Linked DNA regions of Mus musculus: all the other regions are linked to region 2. The links are chromatin loops, found by intact Hi-C in ENCODE. Cell type or tissue: heart. All regions are shown on one strand. Links, peaks and the distances in the headings refer to the core of each region. The heading gives the core; the rest is flanking DNA.

Region 1 (10,392 bases), core at 1,624-9,623, 150 kb before region 2:
TAAGGTCAGCCATGCACCGACACAGCTCCCAGCCAGCATCGTATAGGCTCTCCAGCAAGGCATGTGTGCCCCACTCAGACAAGCAGCATAACGCACAGCTCCTGCCAATGCTGACAATCAGCCCAGATTCACATCAGACTCCAGCTTCAGATACCAGCTCCAAGTCTAGCGCCGCCCCACTTCCACCGTCCCTTTGTAACTAGAAGTAGAGATGTTCTAAAGAGAGACTCATGACCCCTCCCTTTGGCTATCAGGCTACTGAGACATTCTCACTCTGGGAGAATCAAAGGGCGGAAGCTCTGTCCAGTCAGGAGAAATCTGTCTCTGGTGCTGGTTATTTGTTTTTATTTTTGTTTTGTTTTTCTGTCAACTTGACCCAAGCCAAGGTCACCCAGGGAGAGGGAACCTCGTTTGAGATTCCCTCAGATTGGCTTGTAGACATGTAGGACATTGTCTTGATTAGTCATTGGTGTGGGAGAACCCAGGTCACTGTGGGTGGTGCCATCCCTGGGCAGGTAGCCCTGTAGGTATATTAGAAAATAAGTAAATAAAACTAGGCGAAACAAGTCAGGGTGAGCAAGCCAGTAAAGTTCCCGCATGGTCTCTGCTTCAGTTCCTGCTCTGAATTCCTGCCCTTCAAAATGGACTACAACTGTAACTGTAATAAGCCCTTTCCTCACCACAAGTAGCTTTTGATCATGGTCATTATCACAGCAATGCAAACTTCCCAAGAGGAGAGTTCACATATGCTGACAGCTTACCAGACCACCTTACCTTTGGATAGATTGGAGAAGAGACAATGTCAGGTCAGTGATGGGCGGGACCACATCTTGCCCAGGGCTGCTCAGCTGTGTATGCCTCTTGTCCCCTATGTAAGTCTAAACCTCACCCAGGACCTCAAAGATGGAGCTAGGGAATCAATGGGCCTCTTTATTTGTTCCTCAGCTTGTAACTACTAAATGATCGTTAATTGGTGTGCTGAGGGCAGGTGGCTCAGCCTGGCTTGTTAGGACTGCCAGAGCCCAGGCCTTGACACTAATTACTCCAGAAATACCTTCAAGTTAAATAAGCCGTTAGAATAACTCATAAAAGCACTTCAAGCACTGAGCTTATAAAGGGTCATGAAGGACAGAGATCAAGAGTAGCCAGATTGTCTTACTCGATGACCTATGGCCATAAAGAGACACCATGGCCATGACAACTCTTATAAGATTTTAATTTAATTTAATTGGGGCTTACATTTAATTGGCTTATATTTTCAGAGGTTTGGTCCATCATCATCAAGATGGAAGCCTGATGACACATAGGCAGATGTGGTGCTGGAAAAGGAGCTGCAAGTTCTACATCAGAGCCCACAGGCAGCATGAAGAGAGGGTGCCACTGGGCCTGGCTTGGGCTTTTGAAATCCCAAAGGCCACCCCTAGTAACACATTTCTTCCAACAATGAGGCTATACCTCCCAATCCCTAATGGCCACACATTTAAATCTTTGAGCCTAAGGGGACCACTCTTATTCAAAACCCCACACAGATGAAGAGAAGTAAGGAGGGGCCAAGGGGTGGAAGATGCAGGAATGTCCCTATGGGACAGACACCCACCAGGCACACCAGAAATCTTCCTCATCATTCAAGTCCAGAGCTTTTAGGAAGTTTCATTACATAATCATGATCGATTAAACTACTGACTGTCGGTGACTGAATTCAGCCACCATCCCCTCTCTCGTACCTGGAGGTCATGAGTTGATCTGGGAGGTCCAGCCCACACTAATCCTGTGCCTGGTCTTTGTGGTGACCAGCCCATCTGAACCTGCAGAAGTTCCCATATGATCAGTCCCCATTTGAAGCTATGGAAACCACCCTTTCAAGTCTCTATGCTGGGAAGATAAACATCTTGTCACACAAAGAAGCACATGAAAAAAGCAAAAGGAAGTCAGCACGGGCAAGGCAATTTCTTTTCTGCAAAAAGAAGCATGCATCAGAAGCCAAACCAGGCTAGAAAGCAGCACTCTTAGCCAAAATGGCCTCCAGCTCTCATCTCTGATGTAAATGGTGACTGTGTTTCTTCCCGTTGGTGGGAGCTCAACTTCATAACTGATGGGATTGACATTTGACGCAATTAGCTAATGGGTATAAAGAGGGAGGAGGGGACTTGGGAAATATGGGTCCTTGTTAGGCTAGCTACCTGGGTAGAAAAACACAAAACAATATTTCTTACACCCATCTGAAGCTATGATTTGGCTGCATCTCAAATGAACTGGATCAGACTAGGGTAGTGTTTTATAGCAATTTCCCCTGAGACAAAAATCCTCCATCTTGGAGAGAATCCTAGAAAGTCATGGGATTTTCTAAAAAGGGGTGCCAGCTAAAACTCAAAAGCTCCATCCTGCAGAGAAGCTAGTTAAAACTCAGGAAGTAAACAACACAAAACTTTCAGGAAGTTTCTGAAACTGATCACATGTGCTAGGCTCCTCCTTCCTCAAATGTATATAAGCAGTAAAAACTGCTGAAAGACACTCTTGGGCCAGTAAGCCATATGGAAAAAAACTCAGACCAGCAAGCTACTTGTAAAGGACCCTCCCCAGCCCATGGAGCTGCCTACCTGCTGCACAGTATGCTCCAGGTTCCCAGTTTTCATGAGCCGTTGCTCACACTAGGGTGGGCTTCGGTAGTTAAGTCGTCTCGAGTCACTTCTGCTCCTGTAAGTAACCCTCTGTGGTGGTGTGAATGAGAACGGCCCCATAGGTTCCTGTGCTTGGATGCATGGTCATCAGCCGGTGGAACTCTTTGGGAAGGACTAGGGGCTGTGACCTTTTGGAGATGTGTCACCAAGGTTTCAAAAGTCCATGCTATTCCCAGTGTAGGTTCTTTCTCTCTCTGCCTCCTACTGTGGATCAAGATGCAAACCTTCAGCTACTGCTTCAGTGCCAAGCCTGCTTACTTCCATGCTCCTTGTCATGATGGTCATGGACTTTAACCCTCTGAAACAGTAAACTCTCAATAAACTCTTTCTGTATGTTGTCTTGATCATAGTGGCTTATCACCGCAATAGGAAAGTAACTAAGACACCTTCACTCATACTGCTATGAGTAACCCAAAGAACACTCATTGTTTCATCAAGCTGGACTTTGGCAGTCTCTTACTGTGATCCATCATTGGTTCCCTATCTGGGCTGAGTAGATATTTGTTCATGTCTCTCCTTTCTTGCCTCCTACCAGTCATAATAAAGGGAAGGTCACATGGCTTTGCCATCTTAAGGGCCAAATACTGGGAAGATTAATTTTAATTGTTAATTTGACTGAATTTAGAATCAGCATGGAGGAGCTGGAGAGATGGCTCAGTGGTTAAGAGCACTGGTTGTTCTTCCAGGAGTCTGAGTTCAATTCCCAGCAACCACATGGTGGCTCACAACCATCTATAATGGAATCTGATGCCCTCTTCTGATGTGTCTGAAGACCGTGACAGTATACTCACATATATAAAATAAATAAATCATTAGAAAAAAAAAGATACCAGGCAGTGGTGGCCTTTAATCCCAGCACTTGGGAGGCAAAGGTGTGCTGATTAAGATGTTTCTAGACTGCTTGCTGACAGGAGCGTGATAGAGCTGTCTCATGAGAGGCTCTGCCAGTGCCTGACAAATACACAAGTGGATGCTCACAGCCTTCCATTGGACTGAGCACAGGGTCCCCAATGAAGGAGCTAGAGAAAGGATCCAAGGAGCTGAAGGGGTTTGCAGCCCCATAGGAGGAACAATATGAACCAACCAGTACCCCCAGAGCTCCCTGGGACTAAACCACCAACCAAAGAGTACACATGGTGGGACTCATGGCTCCAGCTGCATATGTGTCAGAGGATGGCCTAGTCAGTCATCAATGGGAGGAGAGGCCCTTAGTCCTGTGAGGACTCTATGCCCCAGTATAGGGAAATGCCAGGGCCAGGAAGTGGGTATGGGTAGGTTTGTGAGCAGGGGGAAGGGGAATGGGATAGGGGGTTTGGGGAGGGAAAATCAGGAAAGGGGATATTAACATTTGAAATGTAAATAAAGGAAACATCCAATAAAAAATAATTGTTCTGGGCTGGTGAGATGGCTCAGCAGTTAAGAGAACTGACTGCTCTTCCAGAGGTCCTGAGTTCAATTCCCAGCAACCACATGGTGGCTTACAACCATCTGTAATGAGATCTGATGCCCTCTTCTGTTTGAAGACAGCTACAGTGTACTCACATACATAAAATAAGTAAATAATTTTTAAAAGGAAGGAAGGAAAGAAAGAAGGAAGAGAAATAATTTCACTTCCATTTGGGACTCAGAAAAAGTATAGATATCTGTCAAATAGAAAAACACAAATTTGGTAAAAGAACAAAAAAAAAATTGTTCTTCTCATACACTGAAAAAAAAAAAGATGTTTCTAGATGACTTTAACAAGGAGAAAAGACCCATGTGAATGGGAGGGAAGGGGTGGAGAACACCATTCTGGGGACTGGAATACCAAAATAAATAAAGAGAAGAAAGTCAAAGCCAGGCATGGTGGCACACATATTATTATTATTATTATTATTATTATTAATTTAAAGTATGACTGCTCTGATGCATATACACCCTCAGGCCAGAAGAGGGCACCAGTTCCCTTATAGATGGTTGTGAGCCACCATGTAGTTGCAGGAATTGAACTTAGGACCTGTGGAAGAGCAGCCAGTTCTCTTAACCTCTGAGCCATCTCACACACATCTTTAATTACATCATGCAAAAGGCAGAGGCAGGAGGATCTCTGAGTCTGAGGCCAGCCAGTGAGCTCCAGGGCAGCCAGGACTGCTCTAAAGACTGTCTCTAACCCTCTCCCCCCACCCTGCAAAAAAAAAATAAAAAATATAGCTGACCATCAACATTCATTTCTCTCTGCTTCCTGACTATGCCTTTTGGGTCTGAGGTGAGGAGGTGCAGTAGCTCTGCTGGCTACTGTGTGCTCAGGTGGCTCAGCAGGTCACCTGTGCATGGAGCTCAAGGCCAGTTCAGTTTCAGCATCCACACCATTCACGTTAGGACCAGTGGTCCTTCTTCCATTCCCTCAAGTCACTGCAGGACTAGGCACCTCCTCCCCACTGAGGCCAGATGAGGCAACCCAGTTAGGGGAACAATATCCACAGGCAGGCAACAGAGTCAGGGTAAGCCTTAAGAAGCATTCTTGGGGCTGGGGAGATGGCTCAGTGGTTAAGAGCACCGACTGCTCTTCCAGAGGTCCTGAGTTCAATTCCCAGCAACCACATGGTGGCTCTCAACCATCTGTAATGGAGTTTGATGCCCTCTTCTGGTGTGTCTGAAGACAACTACAGTGTACTCATATACATTAAATAAATAAATCTTAAAAAAAAAAAGCATTCTTTACAGCACGTTGGTCAATACAATGCCCATGTCCAGATTACAACCTGATCCTGGTCACAGAACTCAGCAGCATCTAAGCATATCTTGCACAAGACCAACCCTAGCAATGGCCTCTGCTCCAGTTTCTGCCTTGAGCTCCTGTCCTTTCTTTGATGATGATGTGTGATGTGAGTCAAGTAAACCACAAGTTGCTTTGGCTATGGTTTTTATCACAGTGATAGCAACCTAACAAAGACATTGGCCAAAGTCCATCTTAAATCCCCTAACACTTTGGGGTTCCTTGCTCCTTTCCTAAAGCTCTACTCCCCAGCACAAGGTTGCCTGACAAACATGGTGGCTGACCCTATCTGAGCTGCATGGCTCTAGCTCCCGGCCACATGGATGCCTGCCACCCGGTGGCTAACCTGTGAACTGCCCAGCTCAAGCTGCAGGGCTATTCTCCAGTCCCCAGGCAGCTTTGAGGTTTATGGCTGACCGGCCCCGGGGTTTTCTTTTTGAACTCTAACTGTCCTAGGCTTCCATTTGTGTGTATGTCCTAAATTATTTTATTAATAACCCTAAGGAAGAACCCTGATTCCCTAGGCGCCATAGAATGGCTCTCCTGGGGTTCCCCAAGATCCCCAATAACACATCTTTCCTACTTAATTATTTAATTGGCAGAGAAAATGAACCCATTCCCATACTTCTAGCTGCCATAGTCCTGGGGCTACAAGGCCTCTGGCACCTGGTCTAGCCTGGGGTTGGTTCCAGGAACTGTGGCGAGGTATAGGCATGAGATGAGGGTGGCTCACAGCTTTAAGGAGCCTTGAGTGGAGGTGCTGTCTTCAGAGGCTCCAGCCTTTCACTGTTACAGAATATCTGATCACACTGTGAACCCTAAGACTGTGTTACTTACTGGAAAACCTGTTTGTAGTTGTGGCAGCTCTTAGCACACAGCTCTAATCCCAAACAATGACAGTAAAGTAAGTTTGTAGAAGGAAGCACCCATGTTTGAAAGTGATGTCTACCTAATTGAGTGGCAGGTGAAGTGAAGAATCAGAGAAGGATCTGACAGAATATGATCTGCCCAACTCTCACAAGAGGAAAGGGAAGCTACTTGAGGGGCAGCGCAGAGAAAAGGAAGGAAGCGGTTTTACTGCGACAGTTGTACAGAGGCAGATTGCCGAGTGAATAAATTAGACACAAGTGAAGACAGGAGCCAGAGAATGAGGACCCAGAAGATTACAACAGATTGCCAAAGTTAGTAGGAGTTCAAGCAAAACAGTCAAGAGGCCAAGAAAGAAGCCAGCTTGAATCAGTCAGTGTGGAGAGTGTGGAGAGTGTGGAGAGGAGTTTTGAGCCAGAACAGCTGAGTTGACCAGCTCAAAAGAAGCTAGAAAGGGTGAGCTTATTCAGCAACAAGTCTCAGAGGCTGAAAACATTCTAGGCCTAGATAAGATTCTACAGAGGCTAGAAGCTTCCAGGACTAGGCCTATTTAGCAAACAGAGGCAGTAGGCCTCCAAGACAACAGTCCCAGCACTAAGAATTTTATACATTCTCAGCTGGCTGTGGTGGTATGTCCACCACTGCAACCCTTCATTTCCTTTCTGGTCCATTTTATCTTTGTTTTGTTTGTTTGTTTTTCCTTTTTGTCATTTTTGCTTTTGGTTTCCTACTAAGAAACTACTGTTTAATCCAAGATAGTAAAAATGTGTTTCCCCTTAGGAGTTTTATATCTATATTATCTCTGACCTTTTTGAGCTAAATTTTGAATTCAGCATGAGACTCTTAAACAAGAACCACCAAGGTAAAGCTAGTGTGGCAATATAATGCTAGCTACTGTAAGGCTAAAGCAAGAGAAGCTTCCCTGGATAATTCAGCAATCTTTTATTAACAAGAACCAGCGTTTACGCTTGATTTTAGCCACAAAGGAGAGAAGTAATACACTCTTACAAACATAAAGATTTTTCAAGGAAAATTTTAAGTTAAATTTTCCTTTCTACAAAATTAGGGCCAGCAGGATAACTTAGTGGGGACCTGGGGGTGGGGGTGGGGCATGTCTTTTGTCCTGCACTCCAGAGGCAGAAGGAGGGGGATCTCTGTGAGTTCAAGACCAGCCTGGTCTACACAGCGAGTTCCAAAACAGCCAAGGCTACAAGGAGAAACGCTGTCTAGGAAAACAGACAGTTAGTTTAGGGGCCACTTGACTGTGAGTTCAATTCCCAGATCCCACATGATTGGAAGAAACAAATTTCCCCAAGTTTTCCTGTGATCTCTTCATGCACACATACACCTTTGTCCCAGAGATGCCGTCTGTGGTTTCCTAGCACTGGGATTACTGGGAAAACTCACCTCCCAACCATCCTACCCAGCATTTTGTACTATCTCCTCAGTCCTGCCGTGCGCTAAGGCAGGGCCTTCTCCAGGTCGTCCCGGCTGTCCTAAACTTGGTATGTAGACCAAGCTAGCCACGACCTCAAAGATCCTTTTTCCTGTCTCCTGGCTGGGGTTTTAAGGTGTGTGCCACCACGCCCGGCTATTCTGCTTCTTGATGCAGGGCCTCCACAGTAGTACAGGCTAGCCCTCGGCCTCCTGCCTCCATTACTGAGATTACAGCAATTTATCGGTGTGCCGTTGTATACGGTATGTCCTTTACTTGTTTAATCTAGACAAACTGCTTGCATTTCCGAAAAGACCTTCAGCTGGAGCTACAACTCGCTTCTCTGTAATTACCCGACACCTGGCAATGCCTTCCCGCCCCGAACCCCAAAGTCAACACGGCGGTCCCAACTCACGCCTCTCCTACAGGACCTGTGAAAGGCCCAAGGGAGTGGGGCAGAACGGGCTGACATCAGAGTCGCTACCCAAACTCCGCACAAGTAGGAGACTCTGGCCCGACGTGCCCTGCCGTGTAGAATTCACCCTCTCCTTCCCGTCTACGTTTCCCACGACCAGGATCTCACTACACTTCCCAGTACCGGAAGCCTGAGCGCAACAAAGATGGCGACTGCGGAAGGGGCGGAGGGCGTGGCCTCCGTCCGGGAGCACTGGGCCACCTAGCTTCCGGCGGCGCGCCAGTGACGTCAGTGAGCGCGCCAGGCCGCGTGGAGGCCGTAGGCTGATGGAGGTCAGTGAGGGTGATCGCCGCCGCAGTCTGGCGTCCTGGAGAGACCGGGTTTCTGAACGTGGGTATCCGAGACGGGAAGCGTGGCTGGGAAGGGCAGCAGTTAGTAAGGACCGGCGGGGCTGTTGTGGGGGGAGCCAGGAAAGGGACTCTCGACACCGTGCCCCAAGGGCGCTGTTCGGTTGCAAATTCGGTTCCGGGCTGCGATTGCGCACGCGCTCCTCGGCCCGCGGTAGACACGAGGCCTATCCCGGGAAGCTCCGCTGCCCGCAGTGACCCTTGGCGTCCCCTGCCAGTCACTTTTCGTGTTTCTGCATTTTAGGTTTCAGGGTCGATATTTACTTAGTCGCAGGTCTTGAAAATCGGTAGTTTGCCAGTGCTTTTTTTTTTTTTTTTTTTTTTTTTTTTTGGTTTTTTGAGACAGGGTTTCTCTGTGTAGCCCTGGCTGTCCTGGAACTCACTCTGTAGACCAGGCTGGCCTCGAACTCAGAAATCCACCTGCCTCTGCCTCCAAAGTGCTGGGATTAAAGGCGTGCACCACCACGCCCGGCTCTCCAGCGCTTCTTTACTGTCTGGGTTCAGTAAGTGATGGATATTGGGTTTGGGCAGATGTCCCCCTTCTGAACCATATTTTATTTCCGTGTAAGTATAATTAAGCTAATCTTTTTACAGCTGCAGTAATGTGTTCACATAACAGTAAAATTAAGCTAGCTATATACCCGAATCCCGGAAGCAGAAAAAATTGAGGTGTTTTCTCCTTTAGTTGAAGCAAAGTCCAGTAACTTGTCTCATTTGGTTCTATCTCACCTTAGGGAACAAGACTGGCAGACTTGCCGAAAGAAACGTCATGTGGTTATGTAGCGTGTTCTCGAAAAAGGTAACATTTTGCAGGACTTAGAAAAAGGCAATGCCGTGCCCTGTGATTGGCAGAGAACGCAGTAGCCAGTTTTGCATTGTGAGATAAAAGTGTGAAGTGTAGTTGGAACAGAGCCTGTATTGTAGGGGTTGGATTAAGATTGGCAAGGTGGTGACTCTGGGTGGTGTTAGGGCTTGTTTGCGGTGATCGATTCAATTTGTGAGTTTTGCTTTAAGGGTTCTGGGGTGTGACTCAGTTGGAACTGCTTGTCTAGCTCACATAAAGGCCTAGATTTGATCTTCGGCACTGAATAAACCAGGAGTGATTGGCTATCTTTAATGTTAGCACTTGGGAGGTGGCCGCAAGAGGAATAGAGAAGTTCAAGGTCATCCTTAGCTATGTAAAGTAATTGTAGTCTTGTTTCTTTCTATGTATATAAGTGAACACGGGGACACATGCAGGCACACAGCCCGGGAGAGAGTCAGGTCCCTGGAGCTGGAGTTACAGGCAGTTGTGAGTCCCTCAATGAGGATGCTAGGGACTGAATTTTGGTTATCTGGAAGAATCGTTCGACTTAGAATATTTAAGCCAATAATTTTTTGATCCTGGATTCCTTTAAAATTAGAAACGTGCCCAGATTTGCATGAAGGAAGCATTGAGGAGGACCTGGAGAGTTTGAAAGTACAACCAGGCCTGGTGCGTCCGGGGCTGAATGCCGAGCTGTGCTATCTGACCACTCTCTCCTGAAGCAGAAGCTCCCGAGACTTATGCTTCAGAAAGTGCTGTCTCATATGTAATGGCTGTAATGATTGAGGGCAGTTGTTTAGAATCGCTGGGTCTTCCTGCCGTTGTCATGGTGTCCTGTAATACTCCGTTTTCTTTTCAGGACTTCGGAGTCACCTACTAGGAGTCTTCCCTCCCTCCCTCCCTCTTCCCTGCGCCCAGCATCATGGCCGTTCGCCTGATGAAGCGGTGTACCTGCCTGCTTCGAGAGGCTACCCGCCTAGTTCCTACTGTTGCCCCAGTTGGCCGACTGAGACTTGCTGGAGTGTCCTGC
Region 2 (10,392 bases), core at 1,347-9,346:
GCATCCACCAAATTTGCAATTATTAAATGTCTTACTCCCTTCCTTCAGCTAAAGACACTGTTAAAGACTGTAAGTACTGTGCAGGCTACCATCCTTTTCAGTGACCCCAGGAACCCTCTCCCTTGCCACATGGCTTTCCTCGTGCTCAGTACAGACTTGAACATCATCCAGCCTGTGGGAGACCCTTGCTCTAATCAAGCAGAAGGGCAGACGGAGTAACCAGGCAGGGGCCTGATTCAAAGCCAACAGGCCTTCTGGAAGGTTCAGGGGAGACAGAATCTCCAGGAAATGGGGGTTGCCAGTGGACAAGGGGAGGACTGGGCCTCTCCGGGTGAGTGAGGAGCCAGAGCAGATGGGCTGTTGGCCGGCTCTGCAGAAGACCCACAAGTGACCTATAGTGTGCCTGGAAAGGGCAAACCTGTTCCCCACAACAGCTGGGATGAGACTCCTAACTGGAGGCTTTGTGGACACAACAGCTGGCTTCAGCCGAGGCTGGCTGGCAGCTGGGAGTCTACGTGGAGGCTCTGTAGAGTCAGCTGTTGGCAGAAGCCCATGAGAGAAGAGGGTGTCCCATCAGGGCTGTGTGTGCACCCTTCCCCTCACCTCCCACACCTGTCTCTTCCCATCTAACAGTCTCTCTGACTGTCGCATGCCAAGATCTTTCATCCCATTTGAAGTTTCAGCTTTTTTTTTTCTTCAACAAATATGTATCCAAGAAGGATAAAAGTGTATCTGGGTTTCATTTATATGTTCTCAAAACTCAACATTAGCTAAAAAAATAACAATTTTCTTTCTAGGAGTCAGATTTATGGAGGAAGCTGAGTAAGTTCCATGAATAACATCAACAACAGACAGTGGTCTTGACTGCGGATAAGCCAGACCTACCCATAAGGAGCCATATGGCTACCGAGCCATAGCGTTCTCCGGTAGCTTTGTGAGAGGCACATGAGCATCTTCATCTGTGGGTGAGGAGTAGGAGTGATCTACAGAGTGAAGAAAGTCACTCGGTGCTAGGCGCTGGGAAGTCGGGTTGTGGAAAGGCTCTGGGTCACAGCACGTGCATCCTGGGCACTGGAGGCAGCTGTGCTTCATGTGGTATCCCAGCCTTTCAAGTGTGACAGAAGCCTCATGACAAGAGGTGCCACAGCTGACTGCTAAGCCCAGAGGCTGAGAAACTATGCTTCCTAAAACCCAGTGCTCATGCGAGGAATTCATTTTCCACCTCACAGAAAACAAGTATAAATAGTGGCACAACTACTGCACAGAGGGTGAGGCAGTAACTATGGACTGTGAATACGGTTCACAAACTTGCCTTCAGTCACAGGAATCCAAGATCGCCATGGAGCCCTGAACAGTACATTTGGCCCACAATTGTGAAGCTAGCAGTGTCTGCAGCACGGGAGGCCTGGCCTGGGACGTGGGCTGCCCTGCCCTCCTGGCAGTACATGCACAGGTTACTTTGGAAGCCTTCACTGCTTTCCCCTGATCTGCTTTTATCGAAAATGGGAAAGGGCAAAAAAAGACCAGGGAATTGCAGCTTACAAGCAGCTCAGAGCACAGGGCCTTGGAGTTAAACATGATTCCACTTTAGATACAGTCACAAACCATTTTGTGGGGCCCCACATCCTCCTGCCAGCCCCTGCCCTGACGACACTGACCTGTAACCATCTCTTCCCCCTCCTTCTAGCTTTAGGGCACAGGCTGGCTGGCACATGGGCAACCTTGAATGCACTGTGGGAAGTTGGAAGGGTCAGGGCAGCAAATGGTTCCAGAGTGTGGCCAAAAGCGCCTTTAAACCCAGAGTAGAGTGATCTATCTACAGGATAACCAGCTTTCAGACTTCAAAGTGCTGCTGATGTGAATAACAGAGCCCAGAGCCGGCCAGCCACAGAGTAAGGAGAGCAGACTCCGTGACCTGAATCCGGTAGGGTTCTGCATGCTGCAGAGGGTGCAGTCTGGACACTTGGCACAGTCTTCTTGGGTCTGCAGATGGGCTAACGGCAGGCGTGGCTGAGCTAATTTCTTGGGTTTGATCACGGTGCTCCAGTTAGCTAAAATTGTCCTTATTCTGGTAAACAGACACAGAAATGTTGCAGTGAATGGGAATACTAGCTTACCTCCAAACAGCTCAGAAGGAAATCTAAACACAAAGAAAGACAGAGGCAAGGAAAAATACAGACATGGAGAAATGGAAAGGAACAGGCATAGAAAGATGGAGAGCAAGATAGCGATGAGAGAAAGACCAGACATGTTACTTACTATTCCTTCCGGTGGATTTGTGTGAAGGCTACTACTCTTACAGCTAGTGTGCTACAATGTGTGCTATATGTGTGTGCATGAGTGGACGTGGGTGTGTTATCCATGCCTGCAGACATGGAGGCCAGAGGTGGGTATTGGAACGTTTTCCATCATTACTTTCTATTTTATTTCTGAGAGTCTCTTGTCACATGAGAGTTCACTTGTTCTGCTAAATTGGCCAGCCAAAGAGCCCCCAGGCTGCTCCTGCGTCTGACCTAAGTACTTAGGTTAAAGGGTTAGACCACCACACCTAGTGTTATGCGATGGCCAGGGACCAAGACTATACAGACACTTTACCATATTCAGGCCATTGCAAGTATTATTTATTTAAATTTCAAGTTTAAAAGGAAAAATGGGGTGAGGAGGAGGCCAAGACTGTGCACTCCCTATAATATATGGTCTCTTCCTCTCTTTCCTGGCCCAGCTCCTGCCAAAGTGTGGCTCTTTCAAAACTACCCATCCATGGCTCTTTCTTTTGGCCCACCACCTCAGCCTCCCACTCTGCTTCCCAGAGTCCAGCCTCCACTTCAGAGTGTATGTATCCAAAACACCTACTTCTGTCTCCTCGGCCTCCTCCCTGGATGTCAAGGGCTGCTCTGCAGGCTTCTATCCAGATTCCTCTCACCACCCCTCAGTGCCAGCCAAGTTAGCATGTGGCCTCGGGGCAGGCTGCTTCAAGGTCTACCTGGTCCACCTGAAGCCCCAGTGCTGTTTCTTCTCTCCTAGTTTTCAAGAAGGCAGCAGATACTTCTCATTTTCTACCCCATCCCTTTCCCAAATGTCCATGTCCTGTGATTGCTCCAGGCTTCACATGAGATTATGGGTGAGTCTCCATGTTCCTCCCTTCTTCAACCTTCATGCTACTCAGGTCTCTCTAGAGCATTTGTTCTCAACCTGTGGGACTTGGTCCCTTGTGTGTGTGTGAGGGTGTCAAAGCAACCCTCTTACAGGGGTTGTGTATCAGATATCCTGCACATCAGATATTACAGCTCATACCAAAATTAGTTATGAAATAACAAAAAATAATTTTATGGTTGTGTGTCTCCGAATATAAGAAACTGTATTCAAGGGTCACAGCGTTCGGGAGATTGGAAACCACTGCTCTAGAGCCCAAGGCCTGTGCCCTTTGACCATTCCCTTCCTTTCCTGCCCTGTCCATGTGGCTCCTCCACCCACACTTCCTGCCCACGTTTACTGCTGAGTGCTTTGACATCTGCCTTCCATGTCCCCCCCAACCCCGTTACAGTGTGCAATAGGGCTAAGGAAACCGTATTTAGAATAGGAGGATTTGAGCAGTGTGTCCTGTGGTGCAGTCTGATGGGGGAAGTTCATGTGTAACTCAGTATTAACGTCACAGGACCTCCAGTCATCCAGGCATCACCTTTGCTCTCGTCCCATGTTGTTCACCTGTCCCTTGCTTTATGTGATTGCTCCCACCCCCAAGGAAAGTGGTGTCCAGCTTTCCTGTCTGCTGGCAGTTTCTAAGCCTCATCTTTATCACCCAGCCCAATACTAGACTGACCATTGTTACATTTGCCCAGGAGTATCCAGCCAGCATCTCAAACGGTCAACAGATCTATTTCACATACCCTCAATTTGCTGAAAGGCAAGACTTTAAGTCCACCAAGAAGAAAGAAACTGAAGAAAATAACTGATATTCAAAAAAACACAGTAAAGTCCCACTTTTCATTGGTTCCATGTTCTCAGGGATGAGGGTGGGGGAGTATCTAACACCTGCAACATCTGAGGTTTTGTGAAGTCTAAGTTTGGTGCTGGGTTATTAAAGAGCCCAAGCCCCTGACCAGGCTTATCTGCTAGCATTATTCTCATTCTCTGATCACCAGAGCCCTCAGCTCCAATTACCACCTACTTTTTTTTTTCCCTCTTGTCTCCATATAGTTGTAATATTCTGACCCAAAGACCACAGTCTCCCCACTCCCCAACCAGCACTGCCCAGCCACTAAGAGTCTGAAAATGTGGGCCTGTTTTACAACATAGTCACTGCTTATAATCAAGAGTTTGTGCTGGGTCTCACTGTAGACCACCCACACTCTCCTTTGCCCTGGGTCACTTTCTTGAAGTACAAAACTAGGGAGCTGGTGAGATGGCTCAGTGGATAAGAGCATTGACTGCCCTTCCAAAGTCCTGAGTTCAAATCCCCAGTAAACACATGGTGGCTCACAACCACCTGTAATGAGACCTGATGCCCTCTTCTGGTGTGTCTGAAGACAGCTACAGAGTACTTACATATAATAAATAAATAAATCTTTTAAAAAAAAGTACAAAACTAGAAAATGACTCCTGTTTATACAGTTTATGGTGGCCCCTGTCCACTGAATCAAGGATCTCTCCTAGCCACCAGAGAACAGCTGCGCCCAGTTCCACTGTTCACAGACCCTAGGCCCCAGCCAAACTGCACAACTCACCATCTGGAGACATATGTTCCTCTGCCCAAAATAACCTACCCTATCTCCACCTGTTAACATCTATCCTCCAAGGATTACCCAATACATAGTACTGGGACAATGGGTTAGTCATTTGAAGGAAATTCCTTAGATTCTTTACTTCATCCCAGACATCATGATATATTTCAGATAAACATAGTCCTATACTTAAAAATCAAACCATAAAACCACTCAAAAATATGTCCTTACTAAAAAATTACAAGAGAAGACTCTAGGCTTAGATGCAAATGAAATTTCAGCGGAAACAAAATAACAAAGCTGGCCCATCAGGCAGAATACAGGCTAGAGGGGCGGTTAACTGCTCATCACACAAGCATTAAGACACAAGCTTGAAAACCTAGCAGCTGCATAAAAGAGCAGGGTGCAGCAGGGGGTGGGGGTGGGGGATCCCTAGGGCTCACTGACAGCCAGTTTAGATCAATTCAGTGAGCTCTAAGTTCAGCCAGAGACCCACTCACAAAAAATACGGTGGAGAGTAACACAAACACTCTATTTCCGGCCTCCACATACACGTACATGTATAGCCACACAGAAACAAATTTAAAACACTTTAGGGCTGGAGAGATGGCTCAGTGGGTAAGAGCACCCGACTGAAGGTCCAGAGTTCAAATCCCAGCAACCACATGGTGGCTCACAACCATCCGTAACAAGATCTGACTCCCTCTTCTGGTGTGTCTGAAGACAGCTTCAGTGTACTTACATATAATAATAAATAAATCTTTAAAAAAAAAAAAACAACACTTTAGAGGAACCTGGTTAACGAATATTAAACTGATGCAAGAACTCAAGTTTAAGCCAATATAGCTTAGTGAGATCCTATCATTAAAAACACCCAATTGTAAAAAAAAAAAAAACCCAAAAGTTATTTGTGTGAACTCCATTCAGGGAGTTTATAAAATAAGATGGTATTCTGGTTTCTTTGTTTTAGAAACACGGGCTTATTTACTGAAGGATTGCTAGATCCAATCGTTAGGAGTCCGACTTAATCAGTGTACTCGTCCCTGAGGATTAATAATCTAGTAGCATTAGTGAGAAGTAGGATCTCACTGGAGAAAACAGGTTACTGGGGTATGCTCTGGAAAGATCCCTAGCCCCTGGCCCTTTCCTGTCTCTCTGCTTTCCCAGGCGCCAGGAGGTGATTGGCTCCACTGTTGAATAATTCATGTGCTTCTCGGCAAAACGTTCTGCCTTCCCACAGCCCCAAAGCAACAGAGTCATCTAGTCACACACTAAACCCTCTGAAACCGGGAGCGTCAGTAAAGCATCAAGAAAGAGGACCCCAAAACCAGCGGACAGAAACATAGGCTCGCCCGGGGTAGCCGCAGAACGCCTTGCCGGCGCGGCCAGCGACGTCACCTCTGCGCCCCGCCGGCGTGGTGTGTGTGGGTCTTCCGGCCGGGAGGCGGCGGCGGGCGGGGCGGAGTGACGTCACGGGAGGCGCGCGCCGGAAGCGGGCCGTGCCGCACGGAAGCCGCGGGGGCGGGGCGCGGAGGCGATGGGGGGCGGCGGCGACCGGCGATGAGCGGCGGGCGCGCGTGAGGAGCCGGCGGGCGAGGCTGGGGGGCCCCGGAGCGCGAGCCGCAGGGCGGAGGGCGGGGGCGCGAGCGCAGCGGGCGGCGGCGGCGAGGCGGCGGCCGAGAAGATGGCGGACGGCGACAGCGGCAGCGAGCGCGGCGGTGGCGGCGGCGGCGGCGGCGGGCCCGGCGGCTTCCAGCCCGCGCCCCGCGGCGGCGGCGGCGGCGGTGGCGGGCCGGGCGGCGAGCAGGAGACGCAGGAGCTGGCCTCGAAGCGGCTGGACATCCAGAACAAGCGCTTCTACCTGGACGTGAAGCAGAACGCCAAGGGCCGCTTCCTCAAGATCGCCGAGGTGGGCGCGGGCGGCTCCAAGAGCCGCCTCACGCTGTCGATGGCGGTGGCCGCCGAGTTCCGCGACTCGCTGGGCGACTTCATCGAGCACTACGCGCAGCTGGGTCCCAGCAGCCCCGAGCAGCTGGCGGCGGGCGCCGAGGAGGGCGGCGGGCCGCGCCGCGCGCTCAAGAGCGAGTTCCTGGTGCGCGAGAACCGCAAGTACTACCTGGACCTCAAGGAGAACCAGCGCGGCCGCTTCCTGCGCATCCGCCAGACGGTGAACCGCGGCGGCGGCGGCTTCGGCGGGGGGCCCGGGCCCGGCGGCCTGCAGAGCGGCCAGACCATCGCGCTGCCCGCGCAGGGCCTCATCGAGTTCCGCGACGCGCTCGCCAAGCTCATCGACGACTACGGGGGCGACGAGGACGAGCTGGCCGGCGGCCCGGGAGGCGGCGCCGGCGGCCCCGGGGGCGGCCTGTACGGAGAGCTCCCGGAGGGCACCTCCATCACCGTGGACTCGAAGCGCTTCTTCTTCGACGTCGGCTGCAACAAGTACGGGGTGTTCCTGCGAGTGAGCGAGGTGAAGCCGTCCTACCGCAATGCCATCACCGTGCCCTTCAAGGCCTGGGGCAAGTTTGGAGGCGCCTTCTGTCGGTATGCAGATGAAATGAAAGAGATCCAGGAGCGACAGAGGGATAAGCTTTACGAGCGACGCGGCGGGGGCAGCGGTGGCGGCGACGAGTCGGAGGGTGAGGAAGTGGATGAGGATTGAAGCAGGCAGCTTCCCGTACCGGCCTCCCCCAACCCCACCACCATCCCCTTGGCTAGAGAGCGCCCTTTCCTTCTCGTCCCCAGTGAGCTAGTGGAGAGGGATCAGGGGAGGCCGCAGACGAAGAAAACAAAAAAAAAAATAAAATAATATAGTTAAGAGAAATAACCATAAGAAAACAGTCACAGACAATTAGAGAAAAGCAGTTAAGTTCCAAGGAACTGCCAGCAACCTGCAAAGAGGAGCAGCATCTCCTCACCTGCGCAAGAGTCTCAGCTTCTGTTGTTTAAAACCGAGGTTCGGAAATTCATCAGGAAAACACTGGAAGGGATAGATAGATCTTCGAGCGTCTGGGACCAAAACCACACCTGGGTTACCCAGACTCATGCATTGGGAATAGCTGAATTTGTGTTCTTCCTGGGTAATCTGGTCTTAGGATCCCTCCAGGCCTCACTACTATCAGCATCTATCCCTTCACCTCCATCGAAATCAGCATTTTGGATCTAGGTCTTAGTGGAATCTTTGAGAAGAAAGAGGCCTTTTGCAGTTACCCAGTTCTGAGGGTACAGGTTTATGAAAAGGAATGCAACTTTACACAATCATGGACAGGGCAAGAGAAGAATTCAAGAAGCCATTGGAGAATTCGAAAATTAGATCCATTTAAAAAAAATGGTTTTGCATGGAACCTGGACCAAGGCCCCTGTCTTTTCTTTGCAGAATTGTTTTCCGGGATGCAAATGAATTCAGAGATCAAAGCTTGAACTAGAATCCATTACTAAAATAGTTTAAAAGTTGGCAATTTTTTTTTTCAAAAACAAAAGCATTTTTACAATGGGGATTGCTGAGGTGGGCACAAGAAGTCAGGCATAAAGCACAAAGTGGACTGTTTGAGTGGATTGGTTGCTGCTCATTAAAGTTCTTCCCTTGATCTCTTAAGTATGGAGGTCTTTACCAAGAAATGGCTTAGCATGAGTGGGAGCTGAATCCCAGTGGCTCCACCGTATGAACCAGAGAATTATGGCTAATTCGGCTGTTACAGCCACTGGCTGGCTGCATTTTAAACCTTAAAACTTGACTATCTGCAAAAAAGGAACAGTGTGGCTACAAGCCTGAGCTTTAATGAAATAGACATCCTCACAGAGAAGTTGGAAATAACAGAACTGAAGTCTTAATTTACCTTCAGTTTAATCTGTGGATTTATTGAAATACTGACGATCCTCAGGTCCAGAATTCCAGCATCATTTATTCTTTTAAAATAAATTTTTAAGAACTTGATCCATCTTATTCAGTACCTCACAATCAAAGTTGGCAAATGATGGATGAATGATTCAAGCGTTGCACCCGGTAGAAGCTGAATCCATTTGTGAATGGACTGAAGTGAACGCGAATGCTGACTCTATCCTGGAAGCATTTTTATACCATCTTGAAATTTCAACAAACTGGCACTTGCCGGTTTATCCAGCTGTCTTTCAAGAATAAAAGTTGGGGTTTTCAAGGATCGCCTCTTCTATATTTTAAATGGATTTTCAGTATAAATGATTTTTCTAATCAAGTTAATCCCACCCCATCAAAAGGTATTCCTAGAAATGTCATAGACCTAGGCAACTTTGAATTGAATGGGAGCTAATGTTCTTTCCAAAGTTTTTCAGGTATCTGTGTGACACCTTCTCAAGAACCAGGAGGCAAGTAACCCCACCTCCACTATCTTAGTATTTTTTTTAACTGCATGCCTGCCCTTTATTTGAGCTGCCTTTTTAATTTATTGCATATCCTTTTTATTATCTTATTTTGGTATTATTCAATCTATACAATCTTTTTGTATTTATTCGGAAATAAGTAATATACAAAAAGGTCATTTTTTGTGTCTGTGGCTGAGAGGGAGGGAAATATTTGTGTATATAAAATTAGGCTTTGAAAAAAAAAATAGACTGATTCAGAATATTGTTGATCTTAGACTTAAAAATGGAAGAGCCACAAACATTGGTGCCCTTACAGACTATTTCTCTACTCTCATCATCCACAGTAGAATTTTTAAACAGATTTTTTTAATGCTTTTCTTTTAAATTTTTCTCCGTTGCAAAGAATGTTTCCTAAATTGTATGGGAGCAATAGTATTTTTGATGTTCTAATGACATCCGTATACTTGTACTGTATTTTGTACTACAAGGCAGCTGTTTTCAATAATGTCCTGCTGTATTTACCTATGTGTTTTGAGTGTTTGTTTCTTTGCTGCGGAGAACAAATTCCTACTTTTAGTAAAGGAGCTGAGAAGCTAGCATTAGGTTTGCAGAAACTGTTTACAGTTTCAAACTCTGAGGCAGCAATGAAAATTAAGGTTGCAGCTCTTCATTGATTGCTGTAACGTTTTCATTTTGAAATCATGTACTATTCCTGTGTAGACCAACTTGTTTTCTTGCTTCAGTGGTTCTGTTGCTCAGCTGCAGTGAGCCAGTTCAATTTTGCAAAGGTGCAGTACCTCTCCTTTTCAAGGGGTTGGTTTTTGTTTTTTGTTTTTCTCTTTTCTTTTTATTTGGCTGAATTGCAGTAACTAGCCTTGCCTTTCTATTCTGTAGAAATGACAGGGTCTTCACAATCCTTCACCAGTGGCTACTAAGCTATAATTAGCTGAATAGAAAGAATGTGGAAGTGGTCTGAGGCATATAGAGTATATGCCAAGAACACTACCATATATGGCATCAGCTTTGGTTACCAGAGAAATTTTCTTAGTCATTAGACCATATAACAGTAATATATCATATGTAAATCTTTAGATTTCAATTTGAGAATCCTCCAAAAAAAGGAGCAAAGAATGCATAAGCTATGTGTTGGCAAAAGTAATTTATATTAAAATTTTGACCTGCCTTTGTAAGATTAAGTGGTAAATGTCATAGTGGTGGGTTTTTATGTCTTAACCAATCTCTGAGGTTTATTTCTCCTGCAGGGGATGGTTCATGGCCTCTCTTCCCACTGTAGGAAGATAGCAGAAGGATGGGGGTTAATTGTAGCATTTCACTG
Region 3 (10,392 bases), core at 1,620-9,619, 52 kb before region 2:
TTCTGGTATCCAAAATGGGTTGTCTTCATTCTGTGGGAAAACACAGATAGCTCCCCTGGATCTTATCAAAATAGGATCCGGGCCATACCATTTATTATCAAGGACATTTTTCCATTTAACCATCTCATTGGGCCTATCTGGCTCTGTACAATGACGTTCAGCCGCAGTATGGCCATGAGCATCAATATTTAAAAAATTGAGTGTAAAGAGTGCCATAGACACAGACACTCTTGGTGCTCGGGGTAAAATCTCTTCAAAAGTTCCCCTCTTCTGTTTTATAAGATAGGCTTTGAGGGTGCGATGCGCACGCTCAACAATACCCTGTCCTTGAGGGTTGTATGGAAGTCCAGTCAGGTGGGTTACGTCCATCTGACGGCAGAACTGCTGAAATTTTTGAGACGTATAAGCTGATCCATTATCAGTCTTGAGGAGTTTGGGTTTCCCCCAAAGCACTCCATGCCTCAAGGCAATGTTGAATCACATGTGAGGCTTTTTCTCCGGTTAACGGAGAGGCAAACATGATGCCAGAACATGTGTCAATGGACACATGGAGATATTGAAGTTTTCCAAAGGAAGAAACATGTGTAACATCCATTTGCCAGACCTGTAGAGGTCGAATACCGCGTGGGTTAATTCCCACATGAGGAACTGGCAAGAACTCACAGCAGCTTTGACATTGAGTAACAATGTCACGGGCTTCTTTTCTTGTCAAGGAGAAACGACTGCGTAATGTTTCAGCCGTCACATGAAAATTGTTATGAAAATTTCTTGCAGCCTCTACCGGGGATGATAGGGCAGCAGCCACCACTTTAGTGGCCTTATCTGCCAAATCATTTCCCAGAGCCATGGGGCCAGGTAGGCCTGAATGGGCTCTAACATGAGTAATATAAACAGGAGATCTTCTAGATAACAAAACTAATTGTATCTGCTGAAAAATATTGGCAACTCTACTGGAAGGCTTAATCACTCCAGCCACTTCTAAAAGATTTACTGCATTAACCACATAACAGGAATCTGACACAATATTAAGGGGTTCTAAAAAGGTTTTTAAAACTTCTAAAACCACTAAACATTCTACCACTTGAGGTGAATTTTCATTATATTGTTTGGATACCACTTTACCATTAGCCACATAGGCACCTATGCCAGTTTTTGATCCATCAGTATATACCACAATCCCATTTTTAAGTGGGTTTCTTCTAAACATGTAAATATTGATTTCTCTCAAAGGAGGAAATATGCGTGACATCCATTTGTCAGACCTGTAATGGCCTGGCGCCACGAGGGTTTACCCCTACGTGAGTAGATAAAATTTGACAACAATCTAAAGGCATTATTAAGTAATCAGAATCATTTCTAGTAGAACCAATCCCTCTGGCAGCTCTAGGAATATCAGAGGAAGAAAAAACAGCCATGTAGGCTTGGCAAAATTATTAGTTGAGCTATTTTGTCCCCTTGTGATATAGAAAAGACAACTTGAGGACAAGAACAGAGAACCTGAAGTTCCCCTTTACAATCCTGATCTACAACTCCAGGGTGGACAATAAGACCTTGTAGGCTGCAAGAGCCTGCCTCTGTCATTATTGTCCAGTGGCTTCACCTGCTCGGGAGAGCGCCTTCCAGGCCCTAATAGCCTTTTCATCTGATTCAGAACTATTAAAAACTGGCTCCTTGAGCTCACCTAGTGATGAGTAGAGGCTCCTTCTCCTAGAAGCCTCCGCTGATTGATCTTTTTTCTTTTCTTTTTCCTTCTCCTTCCTTCTAATCTCTCCCCAGGTATTCTTACCTGACCTAAACTTTTCCTCGGGTTCAAGACCCGTGGAAAGGCCTGTATGCTTATTTTGTGTACCATATTTTCTCTTTGCTCCTACTCTCTCTCCCCGCTTTACTTCTGATAGATTGTCCTGAATTTCATCTAGAATCCGCCCTGCCTTAACCACTTGATAACATGTGAAAAGGAACAAAAGGGCTTCTAACACTAGAGAAAGTTCAAGGCCAAACATACCTTATAAAGCTATTTTCCACTTTACTTCTGATAGACTGTCTTGAATTTCCTTAGAAAGTTCAAGGCCAGGCGTACCTCGTAAAGCTATACTTACGGGTTACCGCCGTTCCCCAGCTGAAAAGTTCTGAATTCATGCAGTTGAATCCTTCTTAACAGTCTGCTTTACGGGAACCTTTATTACCGCGACCCGCAGTTCTGGTTCTGGAATGAGGGATCTTCCTTGCGCCGGTGAAGCTCCCGTCCCGAGTTTCCTCCCGGGTTTTTTCTTCCCGGATTTTTTCTCGTCCCGGAATTTCTCGTCCCGGATTTCAGCACCAATTCTTAATCGCGTTCTCACGCCCGGCCAGGAAAGACGCAACAAACCAAAATCTTCTGCGGCAAAACTTTATTGCTTACATCTTTGGGAGCCAGGAGGGCAAGCGCCCAGCGCCCAGCCCCCAAAACGAAAGCCCCTTCAATAATTTTAGGAGCCAGAGCTCTGGCGCGCCGGGGCGCAGAGCGTGCTCTATTGTTTACATCTTTAGGCAGCGAGAGAGCGCAGGGCGCGCAGAGCCAGAGAGATGCCAGCGAGAGAGAATGGCGGAAACCCCGTCCCCTTTTTTAGGAGCGTTATATTTCGCCTAGGACGCATCACTCCCTGATTGGCTGCAGCCCATGGCCGAGCTGACGTTCACGGGAAAGGTAGAGTACAAGTAGTCATAAAATACCCTTGGCTCATGCGCAGATTATTTGTTTACCACTTAGAACACAGGATGTCAGCGCCATCTTGTGACGGCGAATGTGGGGGCGGCTCCCAACACACACTCACATACACACACACACCACCACACACTCACACACATACACCACACACACACTCACACACACACCTCACACATACACAGACATACATGCACAAACACACACATGCACACACACACACACAGACATACATGCAGGCAAAACACCCATACTGTGATTTAACTCTGACACAAGCCAGAGTTATTTGAAAGGAGGGAATCTAAATTGAGAAAATGTCACCATAAGATCTGGCTGTAGAGCCGGGCGTGGTGGCTCACGCCTTTAATCTCAGCACTTGGGAGGCAGAGGCAGGCAGATTTCTGAGTTCAAGGCCAGCCCGGTCTACAAAGTGAGTTCCAGGACAGCCAGAGCTATACAGAGAAACCCTGTCTCAAAAAAAAAAAAAAAAAAAAAATCTGGCTCTGGCTGTAGGGCATTTTCTTAATGAATGATTGATGGGGGAAGTGTCCATCCCACTGTGGGTGGGGCCATCCCTAGACTGGTGGTCCTATAAGCCTGCTTTTTGTAAGAAAGCAAGCTGAGCATGCCTCGATGAGCAAGGCAGTCAGCTGTACCCCTCCATAGCCCTTGGGTCAGCTCTGCCCCCCAGGTCCGGGACCTGCTTGAGTTCCTGTCCTTGCTGCTTTTGATAATGAACTGTCATATGAAACTGTAAGTGAAATAAGCCTGTCCCTCCCCACGTTGGCTTTGGTCATGGTGTTTTATGACAGGGATAGAAACCCTAAGACATATACACATAAAATATGTTTTTAAAAATTTAATAACACAAGTAGGGATTAATTTTTTTTAAAGATTTATTTATTTATTTATTATATGTAAGTACACTGTAGCTGTCTTCAGACACTCCAGAAGAAGGAGTCAGATCTCATTATGGGTGGTTGTAAGCCACCATGTGGTTGCTGGGATTTGAACTTCGAACCTTCGGAAGAGCAGTCGGGTGCTCTTACCCACTGAGCCATCTCACCAGCCCCTAATTTTTTTTAAAGTTTTTTTTTTTTTTAAAGATTTATTTATTATATGTAAGTACACTGTAGCTGTCTTCAGACACTCCAGAAGAAGGAGTCAGATCTCATTATGGGTGGTTGTGAGCCACCATGTGGTTGCTGGGATTTGAACTTCGAACCTTCGGAAGAGCAGTCGGGTGCTCTTACCCGCTGAGCCATCTCACCAGCCCCTAATTTTTTTAATTATAGTTATTTAATGCGTGCACATGCACGGAGTTCAAAGAACAACTTGTGGGACTTGCTCCTCTCCTACCACAAGTGTGCCAGGGGTCAAACTCAGGTCATCAGGCTCTGTGTCAAGTGCCTTTCTTTACCCAGTGAGCCATCGTGTTGGCCCCAAACAGGCAGGTTTTGCAATTTGGAGTCAAGGAACAAACTCTTGTCATTAAAGCATTGAAAGTTGGAGCCTCAAGTCCTCTGACAACTACATTCAGAAAAGATGACTCCCAGCTGGGCCTGGTGAGCCCGGATTGTAATCCCAGCTACTTGAATGTGCAGATCCCTGGAACTGCAGTTAAGGATAGTTGTCATCACCATGTGGACGCTGGGAATTGAATCTGGGCTCTGTGTAAGAGTGGCAAGTGCTTTTAACTACTGAGCCATCTCTACAGCACCAATTATAAACTCTTTGTAATTTTTATTGTTACATTTGTGTGTGTTTGTATGTGTGACACGTAAGCATGCACATACACACAGCCTACAAGTGGAGTGGGCAAACAATTTGATGAAGTCCCCTTTCCTTCCACCTTATAGTTTCTGAGATTCAAATTTAGGCTTAGTGGCAAGAGCCTTTCGCTGCCGATCTACCTTCCTGGGCCAAAAATAAAGTCTTAGCTCCTTTTCAGTTATGAGCCTGTGGTTTGTGTCACTAGAAATTTAATGAGAACTAAGCCACCCAACCTCTAAAAAGAGGGGGGAATAAAAGAGAGAAAGAAAAATTCAAGAAAGGGCTGAGGATGTGACAGTAGAGCATTTGCAAGCTCAAGGCCCTGGGCTTGGGAATGGTTCTCCGGTGACTTCTGATCTGAGTGTGGCCATAAGCTTTGTTAACTATTACAAAGACTCGTGCTTCTTGTGGTGCTTGTTTCTGCAGCAAATTCGTGAAGAAGTCCATGTTGGAAGGTGAAGAAAGGGCAGACATATGTTTTTAAAAGAAAGGAAAAGATGGGCAGTGGTGTCCCACGCCTTTAATCTTAACACTGTGGAGGCAGAAGCAGGTGGATCTGAGTTCGAGGCCAGCCTGTTCTACAGAGTTCCTGGACAGCCAGGCCTTCACTGAGAAACTTGTCTCGAAAAACAAAACAAACAAAAAATAAAGAAAATAAAAATGCTGACCGAGGTTTTCTTTCCTGCCCCCTCTCACTTTCTGGTCCATTCACATCACTTTGTTGTTGGTTGTTGTTGTGTTGGTCCATCCCAGGGCCCAGCGTCCACGTGTTTCTCAGCCAGGGCTACCTCCGGTTCCAGGCCCCAGCTTTGGCACCCGGATTACTAAAAGGATAGGATGCAGAAGGCAATCCCTGAGTCTGAGGTCCGCATTCGATCAACCGCCACTACCAGGACCGGCCAGCTGGGGGAGCGGGTTAAACCCGCGCTCGAGGCCACGCCCCAGGGGCGCTGACGTCAGTGTCTTGGAGCCCGCGCACGCGGCTTTGGGCGGGGCTGCGTGGTGACGTTACGCGTGCGCGGCTCGCTGCTGTGACCGTAACTTTAAGCACACGTGAGCGTCCTCAGCTGGCAGCCATGGCTGGCGGGTCCTTCCTAGCATGTGCTGCGGCCCTCACCTTATCTTCCGTCATCAGGGCACAGGCGCCGTGCAGGGCTATTCCGAGTCCAGGTAGAGATGGCTGAGCTCGGTGGCAGGAGATCAGCCTGCGGTGGAGCAGGGACGTTTGCCCTGGGGAGACACGTGCCACCGGGTGAGTTAGGCCTGTTTCTGGGGGATTCCTTTCCAACCCCAGCTAGTTCCGCCCAAGCAAGCAGAGTCTTCCCTCAAGAGATTTTTTTTTCCTTTTACGAGAGAACGTTCGGAGGGGCTAGAACTGGGTGATACGCACTGGCTGCGCTGAATCTGTCTTTTCTCCCCTCCTAGGTGGACATCGAGGCCCTGTGGGTGGCCCTACAGCGTGGAAGGGATGACCGAGCTTTGGGACATGTCCTGGTAAGTCAGTTGTGGAAGCTCGGTGGCCGGTGAAGCCAAACTCCGTATCTTGAATTCATTTTCAGGACTAATTCTCTCCCCTAGACTTCTGGGGACTGGGAGACTGCAGTATGGGTCGTGCAGGATTGGAGTGATATACTTAGCAAGCCTCCAGCGTGCTTGGGTCTGCAGTGACCCTGTGCATTCCTACAGTGCTTGCCAGAACAATTTTGAAGTGGTTTGAGGCCTTGCCCTGCCCTCTCCAGAGCAAGGTTATAGAAATTTCAGACAATATGGCAGACACCTGCCACGTGGATAAATTACAAGCCGGTAAGATTTGCAATGCTGCACTTTGGGTTTTTTGTTTTGTTTAACTGTGTGGGATAGTTCTGCACATGGTGCAGAGGCAAATAAGTCATTTCTTGTTGGTTTTGTTTTGAGGCAAGGTTTCTCTGTAGTTCTTGCTGTCCTGGAACTCAAAACAGATCCACTCACCTCTGCCTCCTGAGTGCTGGGATTAAAGGTGTGTAAGGCTACACCCAGCTGAATATTTTTCTGTGCTCCAGAGTTAGTACAAAGTAGTAAATCCTTAAAACAGTTACAAAATACAGCAGGAGTACCAGAGTTGGGTCTCCGGTGTTGAAGTAAAACCCCAGGTGTGGTGACACGTGGTTTTGGTTCCATTTGGGCTCTAGGCCTTATTTTTCTTTTTTTTTTTTTCTTTTCTCGAGACAAGGTTTCTCTGTGTAGCCCTGGCTGTCCTGGAACTCACTTTGTAGACCAGGCTGGCCTGGAACTCAGAAATCCATCTGCCTCTACCTCCCGAGTGCTGGGATTAAAGACGTGTGCCACCACACCGGGCCTTAGGCCTGGTTCTTAAAAGGCAGAGAGCCTGCAGATGGTAGAAATCTGGCTGCTGTGCCAATACCTAAGGAAAGCCTCCCGGCAAAAGGAAGGAATCCCAGGTACTGGGATTAAGGGTGTGTGTTACCACACCAGGCCCTCATTTCAAATCTTTATGTTGAAAGGGAATAAAACTGTAATTCATGTAATGTATGTTAAATAGCCCAAAGAGTTGTTTCTGAGCTTTGAAACCTGGGGCTGAGAACATAGCAGAACAGACCAGGACATGCCCGGGCAAGCCCATCGCCTCCCTAGCTCCCACCCCTCTGACCTAAGTTAAATGTTACAGGCTGCTGATGTGAAACCGCGCCAATTCCTCCCCCAGCCCCACTCCTTTTCTATAAAAACCCCTAGCTTCCAAGCCTCGTGGTCGAATCCACTGTCTCCTGTTATGTGAGATACGTTTCGACCCGGAGCTCCGCCATTAAAAAAACCTCTTGTTGTTACATCAAGGTGTTGTGTTCTATTCGTGATTCTTGGGTGCACGCCGAATCGGGAGCTGAGTGGGGGTTTCCCCACTGAGTTCTTTCAATGTCACATATGTGAGTGCACTGTCACTGACTTCAGACACACCAGAAGAGGGCATCAGATCCCATTACAGATGGTTCTGAGCCACCACGTGGTTGCTGAGTTCAGGACTTCTAGAAGAGCAGTCAGTGATAACTGCTGAGCTATCTATCTCCAGCCCCTTAACTCAAACCTTTAATTGTACTTCTTTTGTGTGCGTGTCCATGGGTAGGTATGGGCCAATGGATGGCATAGAACATCAAGGTCAGAGAACAGCTTGCAGGAATTGGTTTTCTCCTTTGATAGCAGGCATCTCTAGTCCTACAGCCTGTGTTCTTTTCTGGAGTGCCAGTCATGACTGAGTTGTGTTGAAGGGAAATGTCCTGTTCTTGGTATGGAAGCTGTGGGGTAAATGGTACGTGGACAGTTGCCAGCTTAGTGTTAATGCATTTGGCTCACTGACTCTTCCTTCGGTCTAGGAAACCTAAGGTGCTGGAGCTAGAAGAGACTTGATAGCACTTCAGAGACCATCAGGCTGTTTCGTGGAACTTCCACCAAAGAGGTGAGGATGCAAGAAGACACTCAGGTCACATCAGGAATTAGGCTGGCCTCAAAGTTGCTATGCAGCCAGTGATGGCTTTGAACTCCTTAACTCATGTTTCTACCTCCCTAGAGTTTGAATTACCAGCCTGTGCCAGGAAGCTCGGGCTCTACTTCTGTCTGACTTAGTAGTTGTCCATGACTCAGTCATCTGGTTAAAGTGTATTTAAAGACAATGAGAAACCTGTGACCTTTCCATATTATAAGTCATGTGATTAAATCTCAGAAAGGTTAGACTCCTGGGTTAGATTCTTGTAGATGGCATTTGCCTCTGGTTTGATTTCAGCATAGTGTCCATGAGGAAGTCGTGATTCTAGATGGAGTGGGCTGCTACAGAAGGGACCAATGGGCCTATTGGCTCACTGGGGGTGCAGTCGGGGCTCAAACACAAGTTGGGCTATGCCACTGCCCCTCATGGCAGTGGCCATGTACAGCAACCCTTAGTCTCATGATGGTGCCTCTTCTTCACAGCGTAACTTGATGTTTCTAATCTTTGCAGATGCAGAAATGGAGACTCCAGAGCTGGAGAGAGAGAGATGACTCAACTGTTAAAAGCACTGACTGCTCTTCCAGAGGTCCTGAGTTCAATTCCCAGCAACCACATGGTGGCTCACAATTATCTGTAATGGGGATCCGATGCCCTCCTCTGGTGTGTCTGAAGACAGTGATGGTGTACTGACATATATGAAGTAAATAAGTAAATTAATAAATAGAAATGAGACTCCAGCTGTGTTGATCGGGTTTGAAGTCCTCTTGTTGGATTCTAGAAGAATCCCAAGTTTCTGGTTCTTGGCCTGAGCTTGATTCTATGTTTGTCCTCCTCCCAGACTCCTTCAGCTCTTGAATAAGGAGCCCAGCTGGCCTATTGTCTGACATTTGAATAGAATAAACCATGGGTATTGTAGCAGGCTAGAGAAAAGCACACCTGCTAATCAGAATACATCAGAGGCAAGAAGATCAGGCTGGCCTGGGTTACAAAGGACCCTGCTTCAAAAAGAAAGTAGATGTGATTTTATCCATGACTTGTCTTAGCCTGTTTATACATTACATGTGCTAAAAACACTGGTGGCAGCCCAGGTAAACCACGGTGCCTTTCCATTCTCAAGTACATGCAGGTGATTCCGTGTGCCACCTACATCATGCCTGCTTGTATACTTTTAATGACCATTTGGAACTTGCACTTGATTGGATGGAGGAGGGGTGCTGGAGTTGTCCCATTAAGGCTAAGTTGGGGGTGAGGTACAGGGGGACTGTACTGTGAGATCCTGAGGATCTGCCCTTGGCTGATAGAATCGAGGGTGTAGCAGTCAAGGGTTTGTGCTTCCAGTACCTGTATCAGACAGTTGTAACTGCAGTTCTAGAAGATACCTGGCATCCATCCCTGTCTCTTCCCATCCCAGGGTACATAATTTACCCTGGCTGGGCACGCCTTTAAACTCCGCACTGGAAAAGCAGGCAGATCGCCCATGAATTTGAGACTAGTCTGGTTTGCAAAGTGAGTTACAGGACAGGCAAGGCTGCTGCTTAGGCTTCCTAGCACCCATATGAAAGCTCAGCAGATTGAAACTTCCTCCTGGGGATCTGACACCCTCTTCTATCTAGCCTCCCTGGGCACCAATGCATACAGATGGAGGCGGTGATGGCTCACGCCTTTAATCCGAGCACTTGGGAGGCAGAGGCAGGCAGATTTCTAAGTTCGAAGCCAGCCTGGTCTACTAAGTGAGTGCCAGGACAGCCAAGGTTATACAGAGAAACCCTGTCTTGAAAAAAACAACAACAAAAAAAAAAAAAATAGGAAGTCAATTGAACTGATTGAGATGGCTTAGCATTAAGAGGGTTAAGAGCACTGACAGTTCTTCCAAAGGTCCTAGTTCAATTCCCAGCAACCACATGGTGGCTTACAACCATCTGTAATGACATCTGATACCCTCTTCTGGTATGTCTAAAGACAGCTACAGTGTGCTCACATAAATCTATAAGAAAAAAAAAGGAAACCAAGTGTGGGATATTCCCCTGAATGTCAGCTATTCAGTCTAAAAGTATGGTCTGTCCATGGTTAGCTTACTGCCCACGGGTTAGCTTACATAGGTATTGTTAGGAAATGTAGTGGGCAAGGCCTGGCAAAGTTGGTCATTGGAGGTACGGTGAGTTTTCATTACTACTGACTTAGTGAATGGAACAGTGCCCAGAGATGCCCCCCCCCCCCACACACATCCATATTAGACACAGCAAAAACTACCCTAACAAGAGACCATCTATTCCTGTACCCCAAATGCACATCACACACACACACATACAAACTTTAAAACTAGGTAAAATGGGACTGGAGAGATGGCTCAGTGGCTAAGAGCACTGACTGCTCTTTTGAAGGTCCTGAGTTCAAACCCCAGCAACCACATGGTGTGGCTCACAACCATCCATAATGAGATCTG

The links. A loop is a pair of places that touch in the nucleus more often than their neighbours do. Peaks named below come from ENCODE experiments on the same cell type or tissue, not always from the same donor. Only the 100,000 strongest peaks of a DNase experiment are listed, where the experiment ranks them.
Region 1: it touches region 2 in a loop (5-fold over the local background); 15 of 42 quality-filtered maps call a loop at or near these places.
Region 3: a loop joins it to region 2, with 4 times the contacts of the local background. A loop is called at or near these places in 13 of 42 quality-filtered maps.

What each region holds. Positions count from the first base shown.
Region 1 is chr11:6,624,113-6,634,504 of GRCm38, reverse strand. It overlaps Tbrg4 (transforming growth factor beta regulated gene 4), which reads left to right and starts at 8,438. Exons shown (of 12, transcript NM_134011.3): 1 at 8,438-8,540; 2 at 9,292-9,356; 3 at 10,222-10,392. The coding sequence starts at 10,285. In heart, for the core only: CTCF peaks have their summits at 4,613 (motif pointing right) and 5,776 (motif pointing left); DNase peaks (open chromatin) are centred at 5,764, 6,604 and 8,414; H3K4me3 peaks cover 2,307 bases; H3K27ac peaks cover 2,109 bases.
Region 2 is chr11:6,471,900-6,482,291 of GRCm38, reverse strand. It overlaps Purb (purine rich element binding protein B), which reads left to right and starts at 6,216. Exons shown (of 1, transcript NM_011221.3): 1 at 6,216-10,392. The coding sequence starts at 6,406. The coding sequence ends at 7,380. In heart, for the core only: a CTCF peak has its summit at 6,115; DNase peaks (open chromatin) are centred at 6,191, 6,611 and 7,111; H3K4me3 peaks cover 3,912 bases; H3K27ac peaks cover 3,788 bases.
Region 3 is chr11:6,523,885-6,534,276 of GRCm38, reverse strand. Snhg15 (small nucleolar RNA host gene 15) reads left to right here and starts at 5,517. Exons shown (of 4, transcript NR_045893.1): 1 at 5,517-5,729; 2 at 5,903-5,971; 3 at 7,840-7,922; 4 at 8,460-8,686. It overlaps LOC115487884 (a small nucleolar RNA gene), which reads left to right and starts at 6,112; the gene lies at 6,112-6,244. In heart, for the core only: a CTCF peak has its summit at 5,371 (motif pointing right); a DNase peak (open chromatin) is centred at 5,436; H3K4me3 peaks cover 3,013 bases; H3K27ac peaks cover 2,674 bases.